2 separate regions of the Homo sapiens genome follow, and region 1 is linked to region 2. The links are chromatin contacts, found by Hi-C or POLR2A ChIA-PET in ENCODE. All regions are on one chromosome and are shown on one strand. Each heading gives the region's core, a stretch centred on a gene start or an enhancer-like site at or near the end of the contact. The rest is flanking DNA. Distances are from core to core; before and after follow the strand shown. Region 1 overlaps TNPO3 (transportin 3). Region 2 overlaps METTL2B (methyltransferase 2B, tRNA N3-cytidine).

Evidence for each region. Hi-C counts contacts between places; a loop is a spot of excess contacts on that map. ChIA-PET counts read pairs that join two places held with the same protein, here RNA polymerase II (POLR2A). Pooled maps may share reads with other maps.
Region 1: a loop to region 2 is called in a pooled map, with 2.4 times the contacts of the local background. The contact joins two enhancer-like sites. A Hi-C loop is called at or near these places in 1 of 168 maps with a recorded cell type or tissue (CD8-positive, alpha-beta T cell) and 8 of 50 pooled maps. POLR2A ChIA-PET finds 5 or more read pairs at or near these places in 1 of 52 experiments (GM12878).

The regions. Positions count from the first base shown.
Region 1 is chr7:129,006,893-129,011,499 of GRCh38, forward strand. All of the region lies in intron 4 of TNPO3 (transportin 3), which reads right to left. Among named protein-coding and RNA genes, the nearest start is that of TNPO3, 46 kb to the right of the region's middle. Within about 2 kb of position 2,644, at least 3 of the 41 ENCODE cell types and tissues checked have a DNase peak (open chromatin) inside an H3K27ac peak, as active enhancers do; they include GM12878, where a contact is called at or near this core.
Region 2 is chr7:128,503,200-128,508,466 of GRCh38, forward strand. METTL2B (methyltransferase 2B, tRNA N3-cytidine) reads left to right here. Exons shown (of 9, transcript NM_018396.3): 9 at 1-3,403. Among named protein-coding and RNA genes, the nearest start is that of METTL2B, 29 kb to the left of the region's middle. RefSeq lists an enhancer at 3,577-3,666. Within about 2 kb of position 3,797, at least 5 of the 41 ENCODE cell types and tissues checked have a DNase peak (open chromatin) inside an H3K27ac peak, as active enhancers do; they include GM12878, where a contact is called at or near this core.

The DNA of each region.
Region 1 (4,607 bases), core at 1,394-3,893, 500 kb after region 2:
GAAGCTACCTTTAAAACAAAGCAAAACAAAACAAAAAACCACCTTTCCTTCTCAGAAGACAGAAGAAAGGAAGTCCAAGTATATTAATATACTTGACTCTTTCTATTTCTTCTCTCTCTTCCAGGCCATTACATTTCAGGGGGAGGAAGAAAAGTACATGAAAAATAAGCTGACCAGTCATTGCAACATTTACTGAGCCCTTTCTGTGCACCAGGCACTGTTTTAAGAGCTTTATATGTATTAAATCATTTAATCCCCACAATATGAAACAGATACTATTATCCCCATTATACTGATGAGAAAACTGAGGCAGACAGTCAAGTAACTCGCCCAATATGGCACAGGTAGGAAACAGCATAGCCAGGACTTAAACTTAAGAAGTCTGGCTTCAAAGTCTATGATCTTAACCATTACACGATAGCTACCTCCCAAACTTGCTTACATACATAGAACAAAGATATGATTAATATCAAGGACTTCCTATATTTCAAAAGCCTGTAAAGTTAGGCAGACTGCAACAATAATCTATCTTACTAATATTATACATTATTATCAGTGTAACTAGCTATATACTAATTTACCTGGATAATGATTCGTGTATTACCAAAGAAAGCCATGAAATATTAACAGCATGGGGAAACAGAATCATCTATCACACATGAACCAACTATTTTACTAGTTTTAAGCATGTCAGCTTGAAGTATACATCATTTGTAATGAATAACATCAGAACTTGATTGCTAACTAAATGCAGACTCACTTCCGCTCATTTTCATTTATTGTGCATATTGCATTATATATGCTTGTTGGAAAAAGGTGGAGTTGCAGCTAACTTGCAGAGAAATTAACCACGTAACTATGAGTATACACATAAGTTTATGTCTAGGATATAGACTTCTGAGACATCTGTCACTATCTAAAGCCACAAGAGGCACAGAGTAAATATCCAAGTATTTATAGAAGGAAGAATGGCAGGGGCCGGGTGTGGTGGCTCACGGCTGTAATCCCAGCACTTTGAGAGGCTGAGGTGGGTGGATCACAAGGTCAGGAGTTTGAGACCAGCCTAACCAACATGGTGAAACCCCGTCTCTACTAAAAATACAAAAATTAGCCAGGTGTGGTGGCACGCACCTGTAATCCCAGCTACTCAGGAGGCTGGGGCAGGAGAACTGCTTGAATCTGGGATGCAGAGGTTGCAGTGAGCTGAGATTGCGCCATGGTACTCCAGCCTGGGCGACAGAGCAAGACTCTGTCTAAAAAAAAAAGAAGGAAGAATGGCAGGAAAGGAAAGAACTAAGAGCCCTTGCTTTAGAGGGGAAAGTATTTGTAAAAAGTCATCAGAGCCTGCGTGCAGTGGCTCACACCTGTAATCCCAGCACTTTGGGAGGCTGAGGTGGGAGGATCGCTTGAGCCCAGGAGTTCTAGACTAATCTGAGCAACAAAGTTAAGACCCTGTCTCTACAAAAAAATTAAAAAATAAAACAACACTTTAAAAGTCACCAGAAAACACACTAGATGAGATAAGAAAATGTCACAAATATGGTTCTGGCCCCATTAAGTTCTTCTAGATATTTTTTACTCAAGACTTTCTTTGTTCCCCTGAAACTCAGAAAGAAAATATTCAGGGATGCCAGGCACTAAAATGGCCAGAATTTTTAGAAAAGACTATGACACTAATATATGCAATATATTTAAATATGTAATACGTAAACTAATAAATGCACAGGAGCACTTAATTTAATACGGTTCAAGGCTGAAAGTAGCAAAATGAACGGAGTAACTAAGTTCCCTTAACATGAACTGGAGCCACTGAGAGATTTCTCTTTAAGAGCTGATACTCATTCTCTCTCCCCCTCAACCTGTCTCAAACTCTCAATTGAATCTTTGATGCTGTTGATATAAACTCATTACATAATCACTTGGCCTTTAGACTTCCTGAATGATATTTCAATTTTAATAAGACATGATGTGTACAAGTGGAAGGATTTGCTTGTACATTCTAACTATTGACTCAAACTGAAAGACCAAATTCTGAAAAAAACCTGTTTCTAAAACTAATCTCTTTGAAAAGATGAAATTCTGCAAATTAAATCAAACATACATTCTAAAACATCAGAACTAACAGTTATCTTCTGTTCCTCTTTGAGAGCTATGCTATGTTAAAAATCTGCCTCTTAAAGTCCTCAAAAGCTTCAAGATAAATGCCACAGAGTCCAGAAGAGCTCACCAGTAAAAAGATAGCAGGGATAAATAAGAATTGAGATCTTAGATTAACAAAATAGAAAGTGAAGAGACAAAAATGTTAGAAGCACAGGTTCAGTTTAGCTATGAGAGCAAGCAGAAACACGTTTAAAACTTCAAAAAGTTCAACACCATGTTTAGGAATGGGTCCATTAGGACAGACCACAAAAGTATAATACTAACAAGAAATAGGACAGAATGTAATCATTAAAGGAGAGTGTGCAGGAAACTAAATGAGAAAAGGTCTTAAGAGGGGTTTGGAACCTGGCATTACAGCCACATGCCTATTTTTTTCTTGGCCATTTTGGACTAATTTCATCCCCTGGGTTCTATAACATGACAAGCTACATGACAAAATTAGAGACATTTTTAAGCACCACAGGAAATATATTTTTCAGACTGCATCACAGTTCCTCAAAATATCACCTGTGATTGATTGTCATGATGTGCTAAGTCAGGCACGTGCCTTGAATGCCCAAGTGGCTGCTGTAGTTGACTGCTGTGGCAGTAACCATGACACAAAATACATGTGGATGGGATTATTTTAAATTCACAAGTGCTTACAAAAAGAAAATGACAAATTCAAGTCCATTAACTCTCACCTCAGGCCACAGTCTGAGCACCACAGCTTTCACGCCCAGTCTAAAAGCAGCTCTTACTTTTTGTAGCTACAAAGTTAGTACTGCTGAAACTCGTATACCAAACTTAGTTGTGTGACTTGCTGAATTACAAACAACAGGTGAATTTACAGTCCCTCCACACTTCTCATGTGAAAGTTAGGAAACTGACTGGTAAAGAATGGGATTCTGAAACTTGGAAAGGAGACACCTGGTTGGACCTAAATGAACATGAGTCCATCATACTTCAAAAAGACAAAGCCAGAAAAAAAAAAATTCAAGGCAGCTTTAAAATAAATCCTCATTTTGAAAAGAATTAAGATTTATCCTACCTTTCTAGTAGGAGCTCATAAGAATGCCAACTTATATGTACAAGAAATAACAGAAATAGTCAAATATCATTTTGCAACCCATGATGAAATTATTATTATTTTTAGAGACAGTCTTGTTCTGTTGCCCAGACTGGAGTGCACTGGCACAATCGTGGCTCACTGCCACCTTGAACTCCTGGGGTCAAGTGATCCTTCCTGCCTCAGCCTCTTGAGTAGCTGGGACTACAGGTGCATGCCAACATGCTTGGTTAATGTATTATTTTTTTTTTGAGACAGGCTCTTGCTATGTTGCCCAGGCTGGTCTTGAATGCCTGACATCAAGCAACCGTCCCACCTCAGCCTTCCAACGTGCTGGAATTATAAGCATAAACCACATTGCCTGGCCCATAATGAAATTATTGATTAAGGTAGGGATTATCTACTGGAATGTAAAACAATTAGGCTAAAGTCTGATAGGGAATTGAACATTCATAAACTAACAAGCTACCATCACACAAACTACATTATATTACAAAGGAGGAAAGTGAACTTTAAAAATGGAAGGAACAGACTTTCATCTTAATCCAGTGGTCAACCCTAGCATCACTAATAGAAGGTCAACTGAACGCTGTATATATACTAAGACATAGCATCAAGTACCTATGATATATTCTAGCCCAAAATATTTAACTTTAAAAAACTAATCCTCTAAGCCTCTCAGTTTTTCTCAATCAGGATTCTAGGAAAGAATTATATCCTATAGGTTGGGTGTGGTGGTTCACGTTTGTAATCTCATCATTAAGGGAGGCCAAGGAGAGAGGATCACTTGAGACCAGGTTTGAGACCATAGAGAAGCTCTATATCTACAAAAAAAAAAAATTGTATAGAATTAAGCCCTTCAGAAAATTATCTGAGTGCCCATCTTCTTAATTATCCTAAGGGCGGTATATAGCTAGAACCATTATTAATGTAGAGGAAAGAATTCATTACATATAACGAATAGCTTTAGGCTTAATTCTCTTGAGGAACCCCTACTGAGAAGGGCTGTTTTAGATACAACTTCCAATTAGAGGAAATACAGAGAAAAGAAAAACATGCTAAAGGAAACGAAGGAGAGGCAATCAGAAAATCATAAAGGTAAGATAATTCTATAAAATGACTGGTACAATCTCTTCAACAAGTCATGTTATTTTAAACAAGGAACAGAATGTGGGACTGTGACTAAGAACCTGATACAAGGCATAGTTACAGATTGGATATTCTTTGTAAAAAGTATCTTTTTTTGTTTTTTCTTTTTGTTGAGATGGAGTCTCACTCTGTCGCTCAGGCTGGAGTGCAGTGGTGCCATCTCGGCCCACTGCAACCTCTGCCTCCCGGGTTCAAGCAATTCTCCTGCCTTGGCCTCCCGAGTAGCTGGGACTACAGCTGCATGCCACCA
Region 2 (5,267 bases), core at 2,547-5,046:
AACCTGGGAGGCAGAGGTTGCAGTGAGCCGAGATCATGTCACTGCATTCCAGCCTGGGCAACAGAGGAAGACTCTGTCTCAAAAAAATAAAAGAAAAGAATTTTCACTTTTTGCAAAATTATCTTTTTTTACTGCACCCTTAAGTGTTTGACACAAAAGGAATTGAGAGAACTTCTTAATTTTAACCACATCATCACTTCACTTCTGAATGTGATCACTGTCAGTGTTAGATGCTTTTTTTTTTTTTTTTTAGGAGACAGGGCTCTCACTTTGTTGCCCAGGCTGGAGTTCAGTGGTGCAATGATAGCTCATTATCACCTCGAACTTCTGGCTTGAGCCATCGCTCCACCTCAGCCTCCTGAGTAGCTAGGACTGCAGGTGGGCACCATCATGCCTAGCTAATTGTTAGATCCTTTTTTTTTATGTTCTGCATTTTTTCAATTATTTTTACATATTTCTGTCTTGATCCATGCAGTTATAGGATATATCCTTAATTTTAGAAAGTAAGGACTTTTCGACCAGGCATGGCGGCTCACGCCTATAATCCCAGCACTTTGGGAGGCTGAGGTGGGCAGATCACTTGAGGTCAGGAGTTCCAGTCCAGCCCGGCTAACATAGTGAAACCCCGTCTCCACTAAAAAATAAAAAATCAGCCCGGCATGGTTGTGGGCGCCTGTAATCCCAGCTACTCAGGAGGCTGAGGTAGGAGAATTGCTTGAACCTGGGAGGCGGAGGTTGCAGTGAGCTGAGATGGTGCCATTGCACTCCAGCCTGGGCGACAAGAGCGAAACTGCATCTCAAAAACAAAGATGCCTAGCTTTCACCTTGTTGATGTTTTTCTAAATTTTGGAATAATAAATTTATATAGGAATACTGCAAGAATAGTCCATTTTTTTCTGATGTCCCAACATCAGCAAATATATTACCAAATATATCCATCACAAGTAGGAATACATGGAAACATTAATGCCAGCCACTAACCATTCATGTTTACCCAGTAGTCCCAATAATAGCTTTGTCACACAAAAACATGATTATGTTGGCTGGGCACAGTGGCTCCTGTAATCTTAGCATTTTGGGAGCCCAAGGCAGGAGGATGACTTGAGGCCAGGAGTTCAAGACCAGGCTGGGTAATGTAGCAAGACCCTGACTTTTTTTTTTTTTTTTTTTGAGATGGAGTTTCGCTCTTGTTGCCCAGGCTGGAGTACAATGGCACGATCTCGGCTCACTGCAATCTCCACCTCCCAAGTTTAAGTGATTCTCCTGCCTCAGCCTCCCAAGTAGCTGGAATTACAGGCATGCAGCACCATTCCCAGCTAAATTTTTTGTATTTTTAGTAGAGACAAGGTTTCTCCATGTTGGTCAGGCTGATCTCGAACTCCCGACCTCAGGTGATCTGCCCGCCTCAGCCTCCCAAAGTGCTGGGATTACAGGCGTGAGCCACCACGCCCGGCCAAGACCCTGACTTTTTAAAAAATGTTAAACATAGGCCGGGTGCAGTGGCTCACGCCTGTAATCCCAGCACTTTGGGAGGCCGAGGTGGGCGGATCATTTGAGGTCAGGAGTTCGAGACCAGCCTGGCCAACTTAATGAAACCCCATCTCTGCTAACAATACAGACCAGGCATGGTGGCTCACACCTGTAATCCCAGCACTTTGAGAGACCGAGGCAGGTGGATCACCTGAGGTCGGGAGTTCGAGACCAGCCTGACCAACATGGAGAAACCCCGTCTCTACTAAAAATACAAAATAGCCAGGTGTGATGGCGCATGCCTGTAACCCCATCTACTTGGAAGGCTGAGGCAGGAGAATCACTTGAATCTGGGAGGCAGAGGTTGCAGTGAGCCGAGATGGCGCCATTGCACTCCAGCCTGGGCAACAAGAGTGAAACTCCGTCTCAAAAAAAAAAAAAAAAAAAAATTAGCTGGGCATGGTGGTGGGCGCCTGTAATCCCAGCTATCTGGGAGGCTGAGTCTAGAGAATCATTTGAACCTGGGAGGCGGAGGTTGCAGTGAGCCGAGATCGCACCATTGCACTCCAGCCTGGGCAACAGTGAGACTCCGTCTCAAAATAAAAAAACAAAAAAAATGTAAAAAATAAATAATTGTATTGAATTTATTAGTTGTGTCTCAGTCTCCTTCAGTCTACAGTTTAGGCTTGCTTTTGCACCTTTGCATTTTAAGGTAAGAGGCTATTGTGTAAACTCGAATTGGGTTTGTTGGTGTTTCTTCATGATTTGGTTCAGGCTCTGCATTTTGGGCAGGAATATTCAGAGGTGATGCTGTGTTCCTCCCATAGGATCGTATCAGGCGACACATGATTATGAATTTCCCCATTATTGGTGATGTCACTTAGTTGTGTTGTCTGCCAGGTTCTGCCACTGTAAAGTTAATAAGTATTTTGTAGGGAAGTGCTTTGAGACTAAATATCCTGTTCCTCATCAAACTTCTACCCCCTAGTTTCAGTATCTATTGCTGTTTTTTGTCTGAATAACTATGATAGTTGCCAAATAGTGGTTTCTGATCCTTCCATTCCTTCTACACTGATTGGTTGGTATTTTGTACAGAAAAGCTTTCTCATATCTGATTTACTTGTCTCAATATGGACCCATGGGTATTTGAGTTTCTTGTGGGGTTATTTGTTGTTGTTTTTGAGACAGGCTCACCCAGGCTGGAGTGCAGCAGCACGATCACTGCTTACTGCTTACTGCAGCCTCGACCTCCCATGCTCAAGTGATTCTCCCACCCCAGCCTCCCAAGTAGATGGGACTACAGGCATGTGCCACCAAGCCTAATTTTTGTATTTTTTGTAGAGACAGGGTTTCACCATGTGTCCCAGGCTGGTCTTGAGCTCCTGAGCTCAAGCAATCCTCCCACCTCGGCCTCCCAAAGTGCTGGGATGAGCCACCGTGACTGGCCCCACTTAATGGGTTTTCAGAGGTGGGAGCAAAGAATGAAGGGAGGAAGAGAGCTCCCATCTTTTCCATTACCGTATTTACTTAAAACTGGAAAAAACTGAATCACTGGGATGGTATTTCATTTATCTTTTGAAATGAAGAATAGATACATTAATTTAAATGATTCTCTAAAGACTGTCCTTCAGCATCCCTAAAGCATTGCAAAACTATAGGCACAGTTTTTATTTTATCTTTCTGGCACCTGGTTTGGGCTTTGGCTTAGATTAAAAAGACGAGCCTTCTCCTGCCCCTGCTCCCTTTTATTCCCTGCCATCTGCTAAGCTCGACTTTTTATCTCTCAGGCCAAATTTGACTCTGTAAGGGACTTTGCATAACGTTTCATCCTCAGAATCGCTAATGATGGGCAGAGGACTGTTACATGTGTTGGGAGGGATTAAAGTATATGACCTCAGTGCCACTTAAAAAATAAATACTGTCTCAACTATCAGTCTGGCTCTGAATGGTATCTCTTAATATGCTTAATGCAAGAATGGTGGGTCGGGCGTGGTGGCTCACGCTTGTAATCCCAGCACTTTGGGAGGCTGTGGCAGGCGGATCACCTGAGGTCAGGAGTTTGAGACCAGCCTGGCCAACATGGCAGAACCCATCTCTACTAAAAATAAAAAAAATTTAGCCAGGCATGGTGGTGGGAGCCTGTAATCCCAGCTACTGGGGAGGCTGAGGTAGAAGAATTGCTTGAACCCGGGAGGCGGAGGTTGCAGTGAGCAGAGATTGCCCTCCAGCCTGGGTGACAGAGCAAGACTCCATCTCAAAAAAAAAAAAAAAAAAAAAAGAAAGGTGCTATGTGGGGCTGGAAGGTGGCTCCAGGTGTGAAGCTGCTCAGGAAGTTGTGTGGTTTCAATGTGAATCTAACAGAGAAGTGTTTCTGAAACTGATTTACCTTCCTAAGTAGTGTTAATTAGGGTGAGGAGATAAATTCAATGTTGTTTGAAAAATGAGAGACAGTTTGAGACAGATGCACTGGAGCTATTGGAGTGAAACCATGTTCCTGAAGGCAGCGATCACCCTGAAAGTGGGTTTTGCACTGTGAAAGGGATTCATCTCCCGGTCTTGCAGGATTCATGTAGAGCCTGGCCTCTGTTAATGCTATCAAACCTATGTACAATGGGTCGGCCACTTCTTTTCATATAAGTTCATATTCTCTTGGGTTCTGGTTGGAAAATTAGGCCTTGGAAACTTAGTGAGAAAGGGAAAATCTAACGTGCTAAGCCATCCTACTTGGATGTAATTGATTCCTATCTTTGCTTAAATACATACTTTAGTAGGAGTAAGGAGTTCTGTCTGTGGCTTAAAAGATGAGCTCAGGACAAGCAGTTTCTTTCAGTCTGTTCACAAAGGCCTGTTCTTTGGTTTGTGGCTGCAGCTGCTATTTTCAGAGCCTGGCTGCGTTGATGCATTGCAGATTTGTGCGTGCTTCCTAATTTGGTCTACAGGTTGTGATTTGGGAACCCTGGTTAAGAGGTAGAAGAAGTGCTCATGGTGAATTTCCCAGGTGAAAACACTGAAACATTGCATCATGACTGCTTCATTTTATTTAAATAAGTGTCTTGGCTCAAGGTTGGACATTGTCTCTGTAGCCAGTGAAACACACTCCATGACCAGGTTTCAGGACAAATCACCACAGTCCGATTTAATACCCCACTGGGGACCCTGAGACACCGTAGCCTTGACTCCAGCCTCAAGCTTGGCATCTTTACCCACAGATGAGCCTCACACTGCCTTCATTCATTCATTCTCTACTTCCATTCTCTGAATTTGGATTTTGCCATTAAAATTTAATGTTATAGCCAGGTGTGATGGCTCACACCTGTAATCCCAGCACTTTGGGAGGCCAAGATGGGAGGATCGCTTGAGTCCAGGAGTTCAACACCAGCCTGGGTAACATAGCAGCATCCTGTTCATACAAAAAAATAAAAAATTAGCCAGGCGTGGTGGTGCCTGTGTGTAGTCCTAGCTACTCAGGTGGCTGAGGTGAGAGGATCGCTTGAGCCCAGAAGTTCAAGGCTTCAGTGAGCTGTGATCACACCACTGCTGGGTGACACAGCAAGACTCTGTCTCAAAAAAGAAAAGAAAAGAGAGAGAGATAGAAAGGAAAGAAGGAAGGAGAGAGGGAGAGAGAACGAAGGAAAGGTAAGAAAGAAAAAGAAAAGTAGCCGAGTGTGGTGACCCATGCCTGTAATCCCAGCTACTGGGGGAGCCGAGGCAGGAGAATCGCTTGAACCCAGGAGGCTGAGGTTTCAGTGAGCCAAGATCACGCCACTGCACTTCAGCCTGGGTGACAGAATGAGACT